Linked DNA regions of Homo sapiens: region 1 is linked to region 2. Evidence: read pairs that join two places in POLR2A ChIA-PET (ENCODE). Cell type or tissue: GM12878. All regions are shown on one strand. Each heading gives the region's core, and the rest is flanking DNA. Links, peaks and the distances in the headings are about the cores only.

Region 1 (9,776 bases), core at 1,190-6,189, 290 kb before region 2:
GGAGTGTAGTTGTGCGATCTTGGCTCACTGCAACCCCACCTCCTGGGTTCAAGCGACTCTCCTGCCTCAGTCTCCTGAGTAGCTGGGATTACAGGCTAATTTTTGTATTTTTAGTAGAGACTGGTGGGTTTCACCGTGTCGGCCAGGTTGGTCTCGAACCCCTGACCTCAAGTGATTCACCCGCCTCGGCCTCCCAAAGTGCCGAGACCACAGGCGTGAACGTCTGTGCCCAGCCAGCTCTGGCGTTTTAGATTCTGGTCTCTAAGAAATGGCGTTGGGGCCAGGCGGCTCCTGTGGGGGTTGGCTCTCACTAGGCCCTTCTTCCTTCCCCAAAGCTTGCTCCAGGCTGGATACAAGGGGCGGGTGACAGGCTGGGGCAACCTGAAGGAGACGTGGACAGCCAACGTTGGTAAGGGGCAGCCCAGTGTCCTGCAGGTGGTGAACCTGCCCATTGTGGAGCGGCCGGTCTGCAAGGACTCCACCCGGATCCGCATCACTGACAACATGTTCTGTGCTGGCAAGTCTGTGCAGGGCGGGCTGAGGGAACAGTGGGGCCCAAGCTGGGAGAACTGAGTTGTGCCTGGGTTCAAGCCATGTGACTTTGAGCAAGTTGCCTAACCTCTTGGTGGCTCAGTTTCTTCCTCTGTAAAATGGAGGTAAAAGTCTCTATCCCATAAGGTTATGGGAGGGTTAAATGAAGTAGTATATATTAATGTACTTGGCATAGTATCAGTCACCAGTGAGCTCAGATAGCAGCAAGAGGCTGCGGGTAGGGAAATGCCATTCATTCAGTCACTCAGCAAATATTTATTGAGCGCCTATCACGTTCCAGGCAGCGTTCTAGGGTATACAGCAGGGACCCAGACGGACAATGTCTGTGCCCTCAGAGAGCTTCCTTCCTAGGAGGGCACATCCATAAACAGATCTAAAACAGCAATCCCTGACCAGTGCTGTGAAGAAAAATGAAGCACAGGGAGAGAGAACGGCTGATGAAGTGGGCTTCTAAATAGGGTGGCCAGACAAGGTGGGCAGATCACTTGAGGTCAGGAGTTCAAGACCAGCCTGGCCAACATGGTGAAACCCCGTCTCTACTAAAAATACAAAAATTAGCTGGTCATGGTGACGCATGCCTGTAGTCGCAGCTACTCAGGAGGCTGAGGCAGGAGAATTGCTTGAGCCAGGGAGGCGGAGGTTGCAGTGAGCTGAGATCGGGCATCATTGCACTCCAGCTGGGCAACACAGCAAGACTCCATTGATCGATCGATCAATCAATCAATCAGGTGGCCAGAGAAGGTTGGAGAAGGCCTCCCTGAGAAGGTGATGTCTGGGCAGGGACTGGAAGAGGGGAAGGAAGGAGTGAGCAGGCATATCTAGGGGAGGAGCACCGCAGGCTGGGGGCATGGCAGGCACTAAGGCCCTGAGGTGGGAGCACTCTTGGCTTGTCTGGGGAGCAGTAGGGAGGCCTGGGGGGCTGAGGAGGGGCAGCAGTGGGTGAGGGGAGAGAGGGGGGCAGGCAGAGGACAGCCACTTCCTTTAGGGCCTGGAAGGACTTTATTGAGTGAGATGGGAAGTTATTGAGGGGCTTGAGGCAGGTTAAGAAATGATGTGACTGACTTTAAAAGTAAAAAATAAAAAAATTTAGTGTAATTTCAGACTCACAGAAAAGTTGTAAAAATAATACAAAGATTTCCTGTATACTGTCATCCAGATTGTCCTCCATTCTGTGGATGTGTGGGAATTTTTATATATATATATGCATAGTTTGAGAGCAAATCATGAATATGGTTTCTTTTTACCCATAAATACTTGAGTATTTCCAAAAAAAAAAAAAATACCCAAGGATGTTCTCTTATGCAACCACAATACAAATATTAAAACCCGGAAATTTTTTTTTGACATAGCTTCGCTGTCACCCAGGCTTGAGTGCAGTGGCACAATCTCGGCTCACTGCAACCTCCTGCTCCCAGGTTCAAGTGATTCTCCTGCCTCAGCCTCCTGAGTAGCTGGAATCACAGGCATGTACTACCATGCCTAGCTAATTTTTGTATTTGTAGTAGAGACAGGGTTTCACCATGTTGGCCAGGCTGGTCTTGAACTCCTGACCTCAGGTGATCCACCTGCCTCGGCCTCCCAAAGTGCTGGGATTACAGGCGTGAACCACTGTACTCGGCCAAAACCAGGAAATTTTTTTTTTTTTTTGAGATGGAATCTTGCTCTGTTGCCCAGGCTAGAGTGCAGTGGCATGGTCTCGGCTTACTTGGAATTACAGGTGCCTGCCACCACGCCCGGCTAACTTTTTGTATTTTTAGTATTTTTAGTAGTGATGGGGTTTCACCATGTTGGCCAGGCTGGTCTTGAACTCCTGACCTCGGGTAATCCACCCACCTCGGCTTCCCAAAGTGCTGGGATTACAGGCGTGAGCCACAGCACCTGGCCCAAAACCAGGAAATTAATGATGATACAATATTATTGTCTAATCTATAGACCTTATTCAAATTTTTGTTAGTCTTGCTAATGTCTTTTATAGGGAAAAAAAAAAAAAAAAGCGTGTTTCTCACCCAGGATTCAATGAAGGATCTTTCTTTGTCTTCTATGACCTTGACATGTCTGATGAGTGCAGTCTGGTTATTTTGTACACTGGCCCTGAATCCGGGTTTGTCTAAGGTTTCCTCACGGTCAGGTTCGGGCTCAGTGGTGCCATGTCCTTCTTGGTGCATCCTGTTAACTGGCACATGAGAACAATTTGTCTCATATGTGGTGAGTCTAACTCTGACCTCTTGAGGAAGGCAATGTCTGCCAAGTTTCTTGCTGTAACTTCTGTTTTTCCCTTTGTAATTAATAAGAATCTGGTAAAGAGACACTTTGATGTTTTTTTTTTTTTTTTTTTTTTGTGATGGAGTCTCCCTCTATCACCCGGGCTGGAGTGTGTGGTGCGATCTCGGCTCACTGCAACCTCCATCCCCCAGGTTCAAGTGATTCTCCTGCCTCAGCCTCCCAAGTAGCAGGGATTACAGGCATGTGCCACCACACCCAGCTAATTTTTGTATTTTTAGTAGAGATGGGGTTTCACCATGTTGGCCAGGATGGTCTCGAACTCCTGACCTTGTGATCCGTCTGCCTCAGCCTCCCAAAGTGCTGGGATTACAGGTGTGAGCCAATACGCCTGGCCTACTTTGATATTTTGTATTCTGTTTGCATCAAAACCTTCTCCCAACTAGGGTGACTACCAAATGGCACTTATCTAATTCTGTCATTCCTTCTACATTTGTTAGTTACTTTATTGCTTTCCTTCCTTTCATTCTATCAGTGTGGACTTAAGGATCCTTACTTTATTCTAAGGGTTCACCTTTTTTTTTCTTTTTTTTTGAGATGGAGTTTCGCCCATGTTGCCCAGGCTGGATGGAGTGCAATGGCGTGATCTCGGCTCACTGCAACGTCCTCCTCCCAGGTTCAAGCAATTCTCCTGCCTCAGCCTCCTGAGTAGCTGGGATTACAGGCATGTGCCACCACGCCTGGCTAATTTTTTGTATTTTTAGTAGAGACAGGGTTTCACCATGTTGGCCAGGCTGGTCTCGAACTCCTGACCTCAGGTGATCCGCCCGCCTCAGCCTTCCAAGGTTCTGGGATTATAGGCGTGAGCTCTACCGTGCCAGGCCATACTTTGTTACTACTGTTATTTTTTCTGATGCTCAGATGATCCCAAGTTTGGCCTGTGGAAGTCCCTTCAAGCTGGCTTCTGTGACTTGGGGAGATGTTCTGTCATTCTTTGAGTACTTTCTTTCTTTCTGGCACAGCAAAATGATTCAGGTTAATCCTACTTTCCTTACTGTAGTGTTGGAACCAGCCATTTCTCCAGGGAACCCTTGTAGTCAAGAGTGGAATTTAGAACTGAGATCTGGGTGCTGGCGTGTGCACATTGCTAGTGGGATGTCATTACTTCTAGGCTCTCTTAGTGGACAGAACCAGAAAAAAATTATATGATGCATATACCAATATCTCTATCATCTATATAAAAAACCATGAGTTCCTACTGAAACCTCCAATTCCATTCTAACACCACAGGATTAATTTTAGCTTTTCCTTTTCCATATTTGTAACTCTCTCTGTTGACAGTGAGAAACCTGACCCTCATTATCTGTAATGCATTTGCCTATTTGAACAATACTAGAATATAGTTTCAAAATCCTCCATCCATAACACTATTAAAACCAATCCTATGGCTGGGCTCAGCCCACTGCAACCTCTGCCTCCTGGACTCAAGCCAGCCTCCCACTTTAGCCTCCCGAGTAGCCAGGGCTACAGGCACACACCACCATGCCCAGCTAATTTTTGTATTTTTTGTAGAGACTGGGTCTCACTGTGTTGCCCAGACAGGTCTTGAACTCTGAGCTCAAGTGATCCATCCAACTCAGCCTCCCAAAGTGCTAGGATTACAGGTGTGAGCCACCATGCCTGGCCTCTCCTAGTAAATTTTTAGAAGTGGTGTTGTTAGGTCAAAAGGCAAACATGTATGTCATTTTTTAGAGATTTTTAAATTTCTTTCCATAAGGGTTGTACCAGTTTGCATTTCCATCACAGTGTATGAGAATGCCTGTTTCCCCACAACCTTGCCAAAAGAATGTCACAGTTTTAAATTTTTACCAATCTGAGAGGTGAGAAATAGTATCTTGAAATTGTTTTAACGGACATCTTTCAAATTGAAAATGAGGTTGAACATCGTATCATATGATTAAGGACCTTTTTTTTTTTTTTTTTTTTTTTTGAGATGGAGTCTCCCTCTGTCACCTAGGCTGGAGTGCAATGGCACGATTTTGGCTCACTGCAACTTCCGCCTTCTGGGTTCAAGCGATTCTCCTGCTTCAGCCTCCCAAGCAGCTGGGACTCCAGGCGCGAGTCACCATGCCCGCTAATTTTTGTATTTTTAGTAGAGACAGGGTTTTACCAGATTGGCCAGGCTGGTCTCGAACTCCTTACCTTGTGATCCTCCCGCCTCGGCCTCCCAAAGTGCTGAGATTACAGGCATGAGCCACCACGCCTGGCCTAAGGACCATTTTTATATAATTTTTTTTTTGAGACAGAGTCTTGCTTTGTCACCCAGGCTGGAGTGCAATGGTGCAATCTTGGCTCACTGCAGCCTCCACTTCCCTGGTTCAAGTGATTCTCCTGCCTCAGCCTCCCGAGTAGCTGGTTCCACAGGTGCGTGCCTGGCTAGTATTTGTATTATATAATTTTTTTGTGAATTGTCTCTTCATGGTTTTTTGCCCATTTTTTGGTCCCTTTCTTATCAATTTTTGTGAGTTCTTCGTATTTATATTAGGCCTTTATTTGTGATATACATTGCAAATGTTTTCTCCTAGTTTGTCAGTTTTTTTAACCTCATGTATAATTTTTCTGGCCATGCAGTTTAAAAAATTACTAGGTAGTCAAATTTATCAATCATTTATTTTATTAAATCTGGATTTTGAATCAGAGATAAACTTTTCCTGGCCAGGTGTGGTGTCTTACACCTGTAATCCCAGCACTCTGAGAGGCTGAGGTGGGGGATCACCTGAGGTCAGAAGTTCAAGACCAGCCTGGCCAACATGGTGAAACCCTGTCTCTACTAAAAATACAAAAATTAGCTGGGCGTGGTGGCTGATGCCTGTAGTCCCAGCTACTCAGGAGACTGAGGCTGGAGAATTGCTTGAACCTGGGAGGCGGAGGTTGCAGTGAGCAGAGATCGTGCCGCTGCACTCCAGCCTGGGTGACAGAGCAAGACTCTGTCTCAAAAACAAAACGACAAAAAACAACAACAGAAAAGCCTTTCCTGATAGCTAGGTCATTGAGGAATTCACTCATGTTTTCTTCTAGTACCTGATTTCATTTTTCTGCACTTAGATTCCTGACTCATATGGAGTTTATTTTTGTATCTGATGTGAGGCATAGATCTAATTTATTATTTTCCAAATGGCTAACTAGCTGTCTCTAAACCCTTTATTAAAAATTATTGGCCAAGTGCGGTAGCTCACACCTGTAATCCCAGCAGTTTGGAAGGCTGAGGCAGGATTGCTTGAGGCCAGGAATTCAAAACCAGCCCAGACAACATAGCAAGACCCTGTCTCTACAAGAAAATATTGGTCAGGTGTGGTGGCTCACGCCTATAATCCCAGCACTTTGGGAGGCTGAGGCAGGTGGATCATGAGGTCAGGAGATAGAGACCATCCTGGCCAACATGGTGAAACCCTCGTCTCTACTAAAATACAAAAAATTAGCTGGGTGTGGTGGCGCATGCCTGTAGTACCAGCTACTCAGGAGGCTGAGGCAGGGGAATCATTTGAACCCAGGAGGTGGAGGTTGCAGTGAGCTGAGATCACGCCATTGAACTCCAGCCTGGCGACAGAGCAAGACTCCATCTCAAAAAAAAAAGGAAAAAGAAAATATTTTAAAAATTAGCTGGGCATGGTGGCATGTGCCTTGTAGTCTCAGCTACTTGAGAGGCTGAGTTAGGAGGATTGCTTGAGCCTAGGAGTTCAATACTGCAGTGAGCTATGACCGCACCATTGCACTCCAGCCTGGGCAACAGAGTGAGACCCTGTTTCTATTAAAAAAAAAAAATCGGCTGGGCGCGGTGGCTCACGCCTGTAATCCTAGCACTTTGGGAGGCCGAGGCGAGCGGATCACCTGAGGTCAGGAGTTCAAGACCAGCCTGACCAACATGGAAAAACCCTGTCTCTGCTAAAAATACAAAATTAGCCAGACATGGAGGCACATGTCTGTAATCCCAGCTACTCGGGAGGCTGAGGCAGGAGAATCGCTTGAACCTGGGAGACGGAGGTTGCAGTGAGCTGAGATCCCTCCATTGCACTCCAGCCTGGGCAACAAGAGTAAAAACTCCGTTTCGCCAGGTGCGGTGGCTCACACCTGTAATCCCAGCACTTTGGGAGGCCGAGGTGGGTGGATCACAAGGTCAGGAGTTTGAGACAAGCCTGGCCGACATGGTGAAACCCCATCTCTACTAAAATACAAAAAATTAGCCTGGCATGGTGGTGTGCGCCTGTAATCCCAGCTACTTGGGAGGCTGAGGCAGGGGAATCACTTGAACCTGGGAGGAGGAGGTTGCAGTGAGCCGAGATGGTGCCACTGCACTCCAGCCTGGCAACAGAGCGAGACTCTATCTCAAAATCAATCAATCAATCAATCAATCTTTGAACTAGTGATTTGAGATTTCACCTTTATCACATTCTAGATTGTATCTTATTTTCATTTATTTATTTGAAATATAGACAAGTCTCCCTGTGCTGCCCAGGCTGATTTCAAACTCCTGGCTGGGCTCGAGCAAGTCTCCCGCCTTGGCCTCCCAAACTGCTGGGATTACAGACGTGAGCCACCATACCTGACCTAGGTTTTATTTTTTAGTTTTATTTTTTCCTGCATCCAGCTAATTTGATTTGATTTGTAGAGACGGGGTCTTGCTATGTTACCTAGGCTGGTCTCGAACTCCTGGGCTCAAGTGATCCTCCTGCCTTGGCCTCCCAAAGTGTTGGGATTACCAGCATGAGCCACGGTGCCCAGCCCCACGTTCTAGATTTCTATGGATAGAGTATGCTTAAGGATGAGTATGTTTCTGGATGTTCGACTCGGCTTTCCTGGTCTGTTGTCTGTCTGTGTACAGCGTCACATTGTTTTAATGATAGAGGCTTTAGCGTACATAGCTGGGAAGGCTAATGTTCTCTTTTAGTTTTTCTTTCCAGTGGTTTCCTGGCAATTCTTGCATGTTTGTTTTTCCATATGAACTTTAGTGTCAACATGCCTAGGTCTATAAAAAAGCTTGGTGGTAATTTTATTGGGATTATGACACTTCAACAAATTAACTGGGAGAATGGACATATTTTTGATGTTGAGTCATTTTATCCAAGGATAAGAAACGTTTTCCTATTTGCTCAAGTCTATTATTGTATCTTTCTTGACTGCTGCAATGTATTCTCTTATAATTTTTTCTATTGGTATCTTATTTTATGTATTTGTAATATCTTATTTTTCTTGAGTAAATTAGTTAATGGCTTGCCGGTTTTCTCAAAACAAATATCTAGGGATTTGATTTATGAAATTATTAGGCCTATTATTTTTCTTTTTTTTGAGATGGAGTCTCACTCTGTCGCCCAGGCTGGAGTGCAGTGGCGTGATCTCAGCTCACTGCAACCTCCACCTCCTGGGTTCAAGTGATTCTCCTGCCTCAGCCTCCCCAGTAGCTGGGGTTACAGGTGCACGCCACCATGCCCGGCTAATTTTTTTATATTTTTAGTAGAGACGGGGTTTCACCATGTTAGCCAGGCTGGTCTCGAACTCCTGACCTCATGATCCGACTGCCTCAGCCTCCCAAAGTGCTGGGATTACAGGTGTGAGCCACCGTGCCTGGCCTTTTTTTTTTTTTTTTTGAGACAGAGTCTTGCTCTGTCACCCAGGCTGGAGTGCAGTGGTGCGATCTCGGCTCACTGAAAGCTCCACCTCCCGGGTTCACGCCATCCTCCTGCCTCAGCCTCCCGAGTAGCTGGGACTACAGGTGTACACTGCCACGCCCAGCTAATTTTTTGTATTTAGTAGAGACAGGGTTTCACCGCGTTCGCCAGGATGGTCTCGATCTCCTGACCTTGTGATCCGCCTGCCTCAGCCTCCCAAAGTGCTGGTATTACGGGCGTGAGCCACTGCGCCCGGCCAGGCCTATTATTTTTCTATTGTGGTTCATTAATTTCTGCTTTTTTCTCTTAAAAAGTTTGCTTACGTTTTTGTCTGGTTTACTTTGCTGTTCTCTTGCTAGCTTTTTTTTTTTTCAGATAGGGTCTTGCTCTGTTGCCCAGGCTGGAGTGCAGTGGCACAGTCATAGCTCACTGCAGCCTTGAACTCCTGGGCTCAAGCAATCCTCTTCTTGCTTCAGCCTCCCACGTAGCTAGGATCAGAGGTACATGCCACCATGTCCGGCTAATTTTTTTTTTTCGAGACAGAGTCTTGTTCTGTCGCTCAGGCGGTAGTGCAGTGGTGCAATCCCGGCTCACTGCAACCTCCACCTCCACCTCCCAGGTTCAAGCAATTCTACCTCAGTCTCCTGAGTAGCTGGGATTATAGGCGCACACCAACATGTCTGGCTAATTTTTGTATTTTTAGTAGAGACAGGGTTTCACCACGTTGGCCAGGCTGGTCTTAAACTCCTGACTTCATGATCCGCCCGCCTTGGCCTCCCAAAGTGCTGAGATTACAGGTGTGAGCCACAGCACCTAGTGAAGGTGTGGTTTTTTTGTGTAGGTTTTACTGTTGTTAGTGTTGTTCTGTATTGTTTGTAGAGGATACGTGGGGAGATTTGGATAAAAGCAACTATCATTATTATCCTCATCAGACTTGTAGGTCTAACTTTTTAATTTTTTAATTTTTAATTTAAATTTTTTTCTTGGTCTTTTATCATTAATTAATTTTTTCGAGACAGGGTCTCACTCTGTTGCCCAGGCTGGAGTGTGGTGACATGATCACGGCTCACTGCAGCCTTAACCTCCCAGGCGCAAGTGATCCTCCTCTCTTAGCCTCCCGAGTAGCTGGGACTCCAGGCATGTGCCACCATGCCCAGCTAATTTTTTGTAGAGAGAGGGTTTTGCCATATTGCCCAGGCTGGTCTTGAACTGCTGAGCTCAAGTGATCCACCCGGCTTGGGCATGAGCCACCTCCCCTGGTCTGGTCCAACTTTTTAAAAGCATTATTCTGCCTGTTGGGTGGAGAATAGACTGTAGGTGGGCAAAGAATGAAGGAAACTA
Region 2 (11,775 bases), core at 2,999-7,998:
GAGAAGCTTGAACTTTATTATTTGCTTTGTAAATAATTTGTGACCATTGACTTCCATTTCAAGGATATAATAATGATAGGAATTGGCTGGCAGGTACGACTGGATTCACGATGGGAGCCCTTTCTTTAAATTATGCCACTAGGTCTTCTCTGAGGTGCCTTCTATATAAATCAGGATTCATAATCTCCCTGATTTTACAGGAGCCAGGAACTGAGTCTTCTTTTCTTTCTATCTCTCATAGGAATAAAAGGGGGAAATGAACATTTTTTTATACTACCGAGGTCAGGTATCCTTGGGTCTAATGTTAAACTTAAAACAGAAATTTCTGAGAGAGCCCTTTTATCCTTTGTTATTTAGAAAATACTTGACCCTCCTGTGCCCTTGCTGTATTGGTGCGAGACAGAATGGTTATATATATATTTTATTATATAAATAATAACTATATATAATAATATGTTATTATATAAATAATAACATATATATTTTATTATATAAATAACATATAATCATATATTATTATATAAATAACATATATAATCATATAGCATATATAACCATATGTAGTTATATATAAATGGTTATTATATATAACATATATAACCATATGTAGTTATATATAAATGGTTATATATATATATTTATTTATTTATTGTTGTTGTTTTGTTTTGTTTTAAGTTCCAGGGTACATGTACAGGATATGCAGGTTTGTTACATAGATAAACATGTGTGCCATGGTGATTTGCTGCATCTCTCAACCCATCACCTAGGTATTAAGCCCAGCATGCAATAGCTATTTTTCCTAATATTCTCCCTCCTGCACCCCTCCTAACAGACCCCAGTGTATGTTGTTCCCATCCCCATGTCCATGTTTTCTCACTGTTCATCTCCCACTTGTAAGTGAGAACATGCAGTGTTTGGTTTTCTGTTTCTGTGTTAGTTTGCTGAGGATAATGGCTTCCAGCTCCATCCATGTCCCTGCAAAGGACATGACCTCATTCCTTTTTATGGCTGCATAGTATTCTATGGTGTATATGTACCACATTTTCTTTATGCAGTCTATCATTGATGGGCATTTGGGTTGATTCTATGTCTTTGCTATTGTGAATGAACATATGCATGCATGTATCTTTACAATAGAATAATTTATATTCCTTTGGGTGTATACCCGGTAATGGGATTGCTGAGTCAAATGGTATTTCTGGTTCTAGGTCTTTGAGGAATCATCACACTATCTTCCACAATGGTTGAACTAATTTACATTCCCACCAACAGTGTAAAAGTGTTCATATTTCTTCACAGCCTTGCCAGCATCTGTTGTTTTTTGACTTTGTAATAATAGCCAGGTGCAGTAGCTCACACCCATAATCCTAACACTTTGGGAGGCCAAGGTGGGTGGATTGTTTGAGCCCAGGAGTTTGAGACCAGCCTGGGCAACATGACAAAACCCCATCTCTACAAAAAAATACAACAAAATTAGCCATGCATGGCAGTGCACACCTGTAGTCCCAGCTACTTGGTATGGCTTGAGCCCAGAAGGTCAAGGCTGCAATTAGCCATGAGTATGCCATTGTACTCCAGCCTGAGTGACACAGTGAGACCCCCATGAAAAGAAAGAGAGAAAGAGAAAAAGAAAGGAAAAAGAAAGAAGGAAGGAAGGAAGAAAGGAAGGAAGGAGAGAAAGAAAGAGAAAAGAAAGGAAGGAGGGAGGAAGAAAGAGAGAAGAGAAAGAAAGAGTAAAAGAGAGAAAGAAACAGAAAAGAAAGAGAAAGGAAGGAAGAAAGAAAAAAAGAAAGAAAAAGAAAAAAAAAAGAGAGAAAGGAAAGAAAGAAAGCCTGGCGCGGTGGCTCATGCTTGTAATCCCAGCACTTTGGGAGACTGAGGTGGGTGGATCACCGATCACCTAAGTTGGGAATTTGAGATCAGCCTGACCAACGCGGAAAAACCCCATCTCTACTAAAAATACAAAATTAGCCAGGCGTGGTGGTGCATGACTATAATCCCAGCTATTCGGGAGGCTGAGGCAGGAGAATCACACTTGGACCCGGGAGGCAGAGGTTGTGGTGAGCAGAGATCACACCATTGCACTCCAGCCTGGGCAACGAGCGAAACTCTGTCTCAAAGAAAGAGAAAGAGAGAGAAAGAAAGAGAGAGAGAAGGAAAGGAAGGAAGGGAGGGAGGGAAGGAAGGAAGGAGGGAGGGAGGGAGGGAAAGAGAAAGAAATTAGAAAAAGAAGAGCAATTTAAAAGTTAGGGGGGAAGGGGATGGAAAGAGTAAAGATTAGAGTAGAAATCAATGAAATAGATACCAGAAAAACAGTAGAGAAAATTAGTGAAGCCAAGCAGGTTCTTTGAGAAGATAAATAAAATCGGAAAATCATGAGCCAGACTGATCACAACAAAAGAGAGAAAAGACACAAATTACCAATATCAGGAACGAGAGAGATACATCATTACAGATTCTATAGGTATTAAGAGATAATAAGGAAATATTATCAATTTTATACCAATAAATTCAATGACTTAGACCAAACGGACAAAGACACAAAGGACATTCAAGAATAAATAGATAACTTGAAGAAACAGAATTTGTAGTTAAAAATAATCTCACAGGCTGGGCACGGTGGCTCACGCCTATAATCCCAGCAATCCAAGGCAGGGGGATCGCGAGGTCAGGAGACTGAGACCATCCTGGCCAACATGGTGAAACCCCGTCTCTACTAAAAAAAAAAAATACAAAAATTAGCCAGGCATGGTGGTGCGCGCCTGTAATCCCAGCTACTCAGGAGGCTGAGGCAGGAGAATCACTTGAACTCGGGAGGAGGAGGCTGCAGTGAGCCAAGGTCATGCCACTGCACTCCAGCCTGGCAACAGAGCAAGACTCCGTCTCAAAAACAAACAAACAAACAAACAAAAAATATATATATGTATATATGTATATATATCAGAAACTCCAGGCCCAGGTGGCTTCACTGGTGAATTCTACCAAGCATATTAGGAAGAAAGAACACCAGTTCTACACAAATGCTTCCAGAAAATTGAAAAGAAGTACTTCTGAACTCAATCTAGGAGACTAGCATTATTCTAATACCCAAACAAAACAAAGACATTTCCAGAAAAGAAAACTGCAAACCAATATTCCTTGTCACAAAAATTCTTAAAATTTTAGTAAATTGAATCCAACAATATATAAAAACCATGTGGGATTTATTCCAGGAATGCATGTGGTGGTTTCACATTTAAAAATCAATGTAAACTTAAAAATTCTGGAAAAAGAAATGCGTAACCCACCATATAAAAAGAAAAAAAAAGATCATTTCAATAAATAGAGAAAAAGCATTTTATAAAATCGAGCATTCATTCCTGATTCAAAAAAACAAAAATCAAGACTGTTCATGCTGTCTCTCACCTGTAATCCCAGCACTTTGGGAGGCTGAAGCAGGAGGATTGCTTGAGCCCCAGAGGTGGAGGTTGCAGTGAGCTGAGATCATGCCACTGTACTCCAGCCTGGGCAATAGAGCCAGACCTTGCCTCAAACAACAACAAAGACCACCTAGCAAAGCAGGAATAGAAGGGAATTTTTTCACCAAGTGAAGGGCATCTACGAAAAACCTATCAAACTTAATGGTGAAAGACAGAAGACTTTCCTGCTAAAATCAGGAACAGGGCAACGATTTCCATTCTCACCATTTTTGTTCAACATTGTCCTGGAGGTTCTAGCCAGTGGATAAGGCAAGAAAACTTGAAAAAAAACAAGTTTGTTCACATAGGACATGATTGTCTATATAGAAAAGCCTATGGAATCTACAAAAAACAAAAAACAAAAAACAAAAAAAAAACGCTACTAGAACTAATAAGTGAATTTATCAAGGCTGTATATCAATATATAAAAATTGTATTTTTGTATTCCAGCAAAGAACAATTGGAAATTTAAATTTTAAAAGCAGTGTCATTTACAATAGCATCAAAAAATACAAAATACTTAGAAATAATTCTGACAAAAGGTTTACACTGAAAATTACAAAACATTGCTGAGAGGAATTAAAGACTATAGTGACTGATTAATATATGGTAACAAAGTATATCAGTTGTGGACAGGAGGTCACAGGCAGACAGGAGGGAGGAATTCCAAATAGGGTCAAAGGAAACTTTGGGAGGTAATGGATATGTTCATTATCTTGATTGTGGTGATGGTTTCTTGGGTATACACATATATAAAAACTTACCAAATTATATGTGTACTTTTTCATTTAGTACTTTTTTTTTTTTTTTTTTTTTGAGATGGAGTCTCGCTCTGTCGCCCAGGCTGGAGTGCAGTGGCCCAATCTCGGCTCACTGCAGGCTCCGCCTCCCAGGTTCACGCCATTCTCCTGCCTCAGCCTCCCGAGTAGCTGGAACTACAGGCGCCCACCACCACGCCTGGCTAATTTTTTTTTTTTTTTGTATTTTTAGTAGAGATGAGTTTTCACCGTGTTAGCCAGGATGGTCTCGATCTCCTGATCTCATGATCTGCCCGCCTCAGCCTCTTAAAGTGCTGGGATTACAGGTGTGAGCCACCATGCCCAGCCACTTTTTCATTTAATTCTATGAATTTTTTTTTTTTTTTTTTTGAGATGGAGTCTCACTCTGTTCCCCAGGCTGGAGTGCAGTGGCGCAATCTTGGCTCACTGCAACCTCCACTTCCCAGGTTCAAGCGGTTCTCCCACCTCAATCACCCGAGTAGCTGGGACTACAGGTGCATGCCACCACGCCCAGCTAATTTTTGTATTTTTAGTAGAGATGGGGTTTCACCATATTGGTCAGGCTGATCTTGAACTGCTGACCTCGTGATCTTCCCGCCTTGGCCTCCCAAAGTGCTGGGATTACAGGCGTGAGCCACAGTGCCCGACCAGTTCTATGAATTTTTAACACATGTATATATACAGAACAATTTCATCACCACAAAAAACTCCATACTATCCCTTTATAATCACACCCTCTTCTGTCTCCCAACGCAAACCCCTGACAACCACTGATTTGTTCTCCATCACTATAGTTTTGTCTTTTCAACAATGTCATATCCATGGACTTATACAATATATAAACTTTTTTTTTTTTTTTTTTGAGACAGAGTCTCACTCTGTTGCCCAGGCTGGGGTGCAGTGGCACGATCTTGGCTCACTGAAACCTCCCCTTCTTGGGTTCAGGCAATTCTCATGCCTCAGCCTCCCAAGTAGCTGGGATTATAAGCAGACATCACCATGCCTGGCTAATTTTTGTGTTATTAGTAGAGATGGGATTTCACCATGCTGGCCAGGCTGGTCTCGAACTCCTGGCCTCAAGTGATCTGCCCACCTTGGCCTCCCAAAGTGTTGGTATTACAGGCGTGAGCCACTGTGCCCAGCTTTATACAGTATATAACGTTTTGAGATTAGCTTTTTTCACTCTGCATAATGCTTTGAGAGCTTTGAGATTCCTCCAGGTTGTGGCATGTGTCAGTACTTTGCTTCTTTTTATTGCTGAGTAGTATTGTATTGTATATATGTACCACAATTTGTTTATCCATTCACCCTTGGAAGGATATTTGGGTTTCCCCCAATTGGCAATTATGAATAGAGTTGCTATAAATACTCATGTACTCATTTCTGTGTGAACATACATTTTCTTTTCTCTGAATTGTGTACCCAAGAATAAGATTGCTCACTCAATCACATGGTATGTTTAGCTTTTTTTTTTTTTTTTTTTTTTTTTGAGATGGAGTCTTACTCTGTCACCCAGGCTGGAATGCAGTGGTGCAATGTTGGCTCACTGCAACCTCTGCTGCCTGGGTTCAAGTGATTCTCCTGCATCAGCCTCCTGAGTACCTGGGATTACAGGCACCTGCCACTGCGCCTGGCTAATTTTTGTAGTTTTAGTAGTTACGGGGTTTCACCATCTTGGCCAGGCTGGTCTTGAACTCCTGACCTCGTGATCCACCTGCCTCTGCCTCCCAAAGTGCTGGGATTACAGGCATGAGCCACTACGCCCAGCCATGTTTAGCTTTTTAAGAAAATGCCACAGTGTTGTCCAGAGTGGCTGTACCAGTTAGTATTTCTACCAGCAATATATGAATGATTGGGTTGTTCTATATCCTTGTCAGCACTTGGCACTGTCAGTATTTTTAATTTTAACTATTCTAATAGGTATCTCATTGTGGTCTTGATTTGCATTTCTCAAGTGGCTAATGATGTTGAAAAACTTCTTATTTGCCATTCACATATCCTCTTTGGTGAAGTGTCTGTTCAAACTTTTGCCCATTTTTAAATTGGGTTGTTTGTTTTCCTACTATTGAGTTTTGAGAGTTGTTTATATATTCTGGATACAAGTCCTTTGTAATCTGCAAATATTTTCTACTAGCATTTAGCTTGTATTTTCATTCTCTTCTCAGTGTTATATACAGAGCAAAAGTTTATTTTTTTTTTTTGAGACGGAGTTTTGCTCTTGTTGCCCAAGCTGGAATGCAATGGTGCAATCTCAGCTCACTACAACCTCTGCCTCCCAGGTTCAAGCAATTCTTGTTCCTCAGCCTCCCTAGTAGCTGGGATTACAGGCGTGAGCCATCATGCCTGCCTAATTTTTTTGTATTTTTAGTAGAGACGGGGTTTCACCATGTTGGCCAGGCTGGTTTCAAACTCCTGGCCTCATGTAATCTGCTCGCCTCGGCCTTACCAAAGTGCTAGGATTATAGACATGAGCCACCGCACCTGGCCTGGAATGTCCTTTAAATTTCTTTCAAGAACTTTTTCTTTGCATTCACAACTTGGCTAACTGTTTTGTGTAAGAGGCCTAGCTTTCGGCCTATCTTGGCTTTTGACATGCTCTCTTCACTAAGCTTAATAATTTCTAGCTTTTAATTTAAAGTAAGAGACTCTTCCTTTCACTTGAACACTTAGAGGCCATTGTAGGGTTATTAGTTGACCTAATTTCAATACCATTGTAGCTCAGGGAATAGAGAGCACCAAGGAAAGAGAGGGAGAAAGAGGAATGGCTGGTCGGTGGAGGAGTCAGAACATAACGACATTTATTGATTAAGTTCACCCTCCTATATGGATGTGGTTTGTGGCACCCCAAAATAATTACAATAATAACATCAAAGATCAGTGATCACAGACCATGATAACAGATATACAAATAATGAAAAAGTTTGAAATATTGTGAGAATTACCAAAATGTGAAGCAGAGATATGAAGTGAGCACATGCTGTTGGCACCCATAGACTTGCTTGACACAGAATTACCAAAATCCTTCAATTTTCAAAAAATGCAATATCTACAAAGTACAATAAAATGAAGCATAATAAAACAAGGTATGCCTGTAAATGGTGCACTACACATGCTATTCTGTATAATGAATTTTTTTCTGAATACATAGGCTATATATATTTTAAGATTATTAAATAATATGACATTTAAACATAGCCAATCATATAAGCAAAGTTGTTCAGCTGTTTCTCACACCTGAAAGTGCCCCCCACACCAAATAAAACATTTTTAGATTATGTGTCCCAATTTGGACTTCTGAAAGTATGGTCACCATATGCCAAGGCATGAAGGCATTAACTGGGGAATGAGTATGGAGTTTGATGCCTTTCATCTCCTTTGCTCATCTGTCCCTATCCACATGATGGCTGCATTTGAAATGAAATAAAGTCTACATACTGGAGAATAGTTTATAAATCAATATTTTATGAAAACAGTTATATCTAATAATTTTTTATAAAATAATGTATTTATTTGAGTCTTAAGCTTAGTGATGTAATTAAAAGCCTATTTGGTTTTTTCTTAGGAATCCAAATCCTCTCTTTAATATTTAAACCCTTTAATTTGCTAAAGATAAGTTTTGTGCCCTGTTGACCACCTAATGGAACAAGCAAGTGTTGAAGATCTCTTGTGGTTTTTTTTTTAGTTGCAAATTCTACCAAGCTAACCCATTTATTGCAGTGGATAGGAGCTGGAGAGCTGTTCATTCGGCAATAATAGGCAAAGGGTGGTGGAGGGAAGAAAACTATCTTTCCAATATTTTTGCTTAGGAATTTGGGGATTCAGAATTTAGTCATAAACAACTAGATTAATGTGTTTAAATACTTTGAATCAGTTCTAAATCATTCCTTGTTTTGTAACATACAAGATCTTAGAGATAACTAAAACAGTGGTTGAAAAATTCTGTTGTGGATTGAAGATCCTCCAGAAGCATAATTCACTAATAGGCACAGTGTTTGGGGTGATGGGTAAACAAACATCTGTGTCCTGTGGTTGCCTCTCTGCATAGGAGGAGATATATAGTTTTCAGGCAAGAGATTTCTTTGGAGAGTCCACTGTCTCTGTTTTGCAAGTTATTTATTTATTTTTAATCCCAGAGATAACGAAACCATGTAGTGGCAGTAGATGGTATTATTCATCAGGAGTTTAGGATGTTACCATGTTAGGCCATTTAAAATAAGACAGAAAGGATTACTTTTTGCCAGCTGCATCATTTCTGGCAAGAGCTTACTACTTTGCTTATTGCGGTCATTGTTGTGGTTGTTGTTAACCCATCAGAGAAACTAACCACTACATTGGTTTTAGCCAAATCCTTGTCATCATTGGCCTTACATTCTTTTGGGGACCAAAGAGCACCTGGTCATTCTGAAAGCTTCCATCCCCAGTGATTGATGCTCATCTCTGCAGGCTCCTGCAGGCTCTCTCAAGCTTGCCTCCCATTTTTCCTGAAGCACCTTTAAGCATTTCTGCATGGCTACTCACTCTCTTCTATTATACCTCCTCCTCCTGCCTTACTGAATGCTGAATTTCCCAGCTCACAACTCTAAGAAGGAGCTTTATTTCAGAGTAGAAAGGGGCCCCCATATGTGGCCTATTATATCCATATCAACTTGCTTACCCTTTTCAAACAGCTATTGTCTTTTAATAGGGTCCTGCCTGGCAGGGGGAGTCCTTAATTCCTGCCATATAAGAATGGGCAGCTTGAGTTACAGCTAGCTGCAGTTTGGTGCTCTGATCAAAAGGCCTCTGTTGTTTTTTAGGGTTTTTCCCCCTCCTTCTCTCTCTCTTTCTATATCCTGTGCTAATAATTCAGCACAGCAAGGTCATTACAGGCTTTGAATTGGGAGCTGAGAGTGTTAAATTACTGACCTAGAATAAAAGAGATCTGGGGGGCTCTCAAGAAAGATAAAGTGATTCCGGCTAGTAAAATGCAAGCCCAGCAACCTCACTTCTTAACAATATTATTATTTTTTAATCCCCTCTGTCTCTAAAAGTCTTTTCTGGGACAAGGAGAGATCCCCTGCCAGAGAATTAGGTTAGAAACCCAATGACATCTTCTGAGAGTTGTGGCCCAGGTGCTGGCAGCTTATGGGCGCCTGTGCAGTTGTCCTTTTTGTCTCCCTACCTTGTCAATATTTCACTCTGTTCTACCTTGGTCTCTCAGCCACATATATGGTTTTTTTTTTTTTTTATCACGTAAGTCATATATGTTTATGACATTTCAGCTGAAAGGTAATATCCCATGAAGGGATTTCAGACATGTGGAAAGCATACCACTTAGCCCCCAAAATATCTTAAACATGACATCATCTTATTAAAAGCCACTTTCATTCCATTTATGTTTTGTAAATAATATTAGTCTGGTCCTCCCATACTTTAACAAAAAAAAAGTCCCATTGTAAATGAATTTGATGTCTCCACTCTATTCTACATTGTATCTTCTGAAGAAAGTCATTTCCATTTCTTCATACTATTTTCTTTCATATCTTTCATATGTCCTTTTTTTTTTTTTTTTTTTTTTTTTTTTGGAGACAGAGTCTTGCCCTGTCACCCAGACTGGAGTACAGTGGTGTGATCTCGGTTCACTGCAACCTCTGCCTCCTGGGTTCAGGAGATTCTCCTGCCTCAGCCTCCCAAGTAGCTGGGACTACAGGCGTGCGCCACCACACCTGGCTAATTTTTGGATTTTTAGTAGAGGCAGGGTTTCACCATGTTGGCCAGGCTGGTCTCAAACTCCTGACCTCAGGTGATCCGCCTGCCTTGGCCTCCCAAAGTGCTGGGATTATAGATGTGAGCCACTGCACCCAGCCACTACAGTTATCTCTTAAAGCCATACACTATCCATATCCTCTGGAAAATATTGATTTTCTAAGACTAATATTTTTAGAAAAGTTCCTAAAATCAACTTTCACAGATTTTCTGCACAGCAGAGTAATAATAATAAGATAGTCCCCGAATGTGCCAAGCATTTTACAGAATGCATTATTAACACATTTAACCTTTGGCAACCTTATGTAATAAGCATTCCTGTAATCACTAGTTTACAGAGAAAAATAATTGCAATACAAAGTCATACAGCCAGGAAGATTTGTCCCAGACTAGTGCTTCTTGAACTTTTTCATGTTTGTGTGAATCACCTAGGGATCTTGTTAAAATGCAGAATCAGATTTTGTAGGTCTGGGTTGGGGCCTCAGATTCTGATTTTTAACAGGCTTCTAAGTGATGCTAGTGCTGCTGTCCTTGGTTCACATTTTCAGTAGCAAAGCCATAGTCATTTTTTCTTGAGAACTACTCAAAAAGTTTTTGGTTATAACTTCCAGTTTTTCATTCCATCAGGCAATTCTATGAATATACATAGTGGATATTTCACACCTATATCTTACTTTTTAAAAAATATGATAAAACATAGCACTTAACCCACAAAATATCTTAAATGTTAGAAAATATTTAAGATATTTTGCCTCCTATTGGCCCTGCAGAAGCTGGACCTCCTGAACTGTGTGACCTACTTCAGTGGTACCTCAGGTTCTACATGGTGAGTATCCTGGGGACTGGAAGAGTGGAGATGATCAGGGCCCATAGGGGACCTGGTTAAAATTGACTATTTTAACTATTTTTAAGTGTACAGTTCTGTGGCATTAAATACATTCACATTGTTCTGCAACCATCACTGTCATCCACCTCCATAACTTTTCTATCTTCCTAAACTAAAACTCTGTACTCACTAAATACTGACTTGCCAACTTCCCATTCCTTCTGACCCCCTAGCTCCTGGCAATCACCATGCTACTTTCTGTATCTAGGAATTTGACTACTCTAGGTACCTCAAGTAAGTGAACTCATACAATATTTGTCTTTTTTGATTGGTTTATTTCATTTAGAGTAAGGTCTTCAAAGTTCATTCATGTTGTACCATGTATCAGATTTCCTTCCTTCTTAAGACTGAATAATAGTCCGTTGTATGTATGTATCACATTTTGCTTATCTGTCATTAGACACTAGGGTGGCTTCCACCTTTTGACTGTTGTGAGTAATATTGCTGTGAACATGGGTGTATATATCATATATTTGTCCAAGTCCCTGCTTTCATTTCTTTTGACTATATACCCAGAAGTGGAATTACTGAATTATATGGTAATTCCACCAATATCTTACTTTCTAAGAAACCAGTTTATGTTTAAGTTATTGTGTTCCTTTTTTTTTTTTCTAAGTGAGACAGGGTCTCACTTTGTTACCCAGGCTGGAGTGCTGGAATGCAGTGGCATGAACATAGCTCACTGGCCTTGACCTCTTGGGCTCAAGAGATCCTCTTGCCTCAGTCTCCCAAGTAGCTGAGACCACAGGTGTGTGCCATCACACCTGGCAAATGTTTAAAGATATTTTTCATAGAGACGGGACCTCACCATGTTACCCAGGCTGGTCTCAAACTCCTGGGCTCAAGCAATCCTCTTGCCTTATAGCCTCCCAAAGTGCTGGGATTACAAGTGTGAGCCACTTCACCC

What was found. ChIA-PET counts read pairs that join two places held together with the same protein. Peaks named below come from ENCODE experiments on the same cell type or tissue, not always from the same donor. Only the 100,000 strongest peaks of a DNase experiment are listed, where the experiment ranks them.
Region 1: POLR2A ChIA-PET joins it to region 2 with 6 read pairs; 2 of 35 experiments call an interaction of 5 or more read pairs at or near these places.

The regions. Positions count from the first base shown.
Region 1 is chr11:46,729,045-46,738,820 of GRCh38, forward strand. It overlaps F2 (coagulation factor II, thrombin), which reads left to right. Exons shown (of 14, transcript NM_000506.5): 12 at 336-517. Among named protein-coding and RNA genes, the nearest start is that of F2, 15 kb to the left of the region's middle. In GM12878, for the core only: no CTCF peak of the experiment used is centred there; no DNase peak of the experiment used is centred there.
Region 2 is chr11:47,012,587-47,024,361 of GRCh38, forward strand. All of the region lies in intron 2 of CSTPP1 (centriolar satellite-associated tubulin polyglutamylase complex regulator 1), which reads left to right. Among named protein-coding and RNA genes, the nearest start is that of CSTPP1, 82 kb to the left of the region's middle. In GM12878, for the core only: no CTCF peak of the experiment used is centred there; a DNase peak (open chromatin) is centred at 5,556.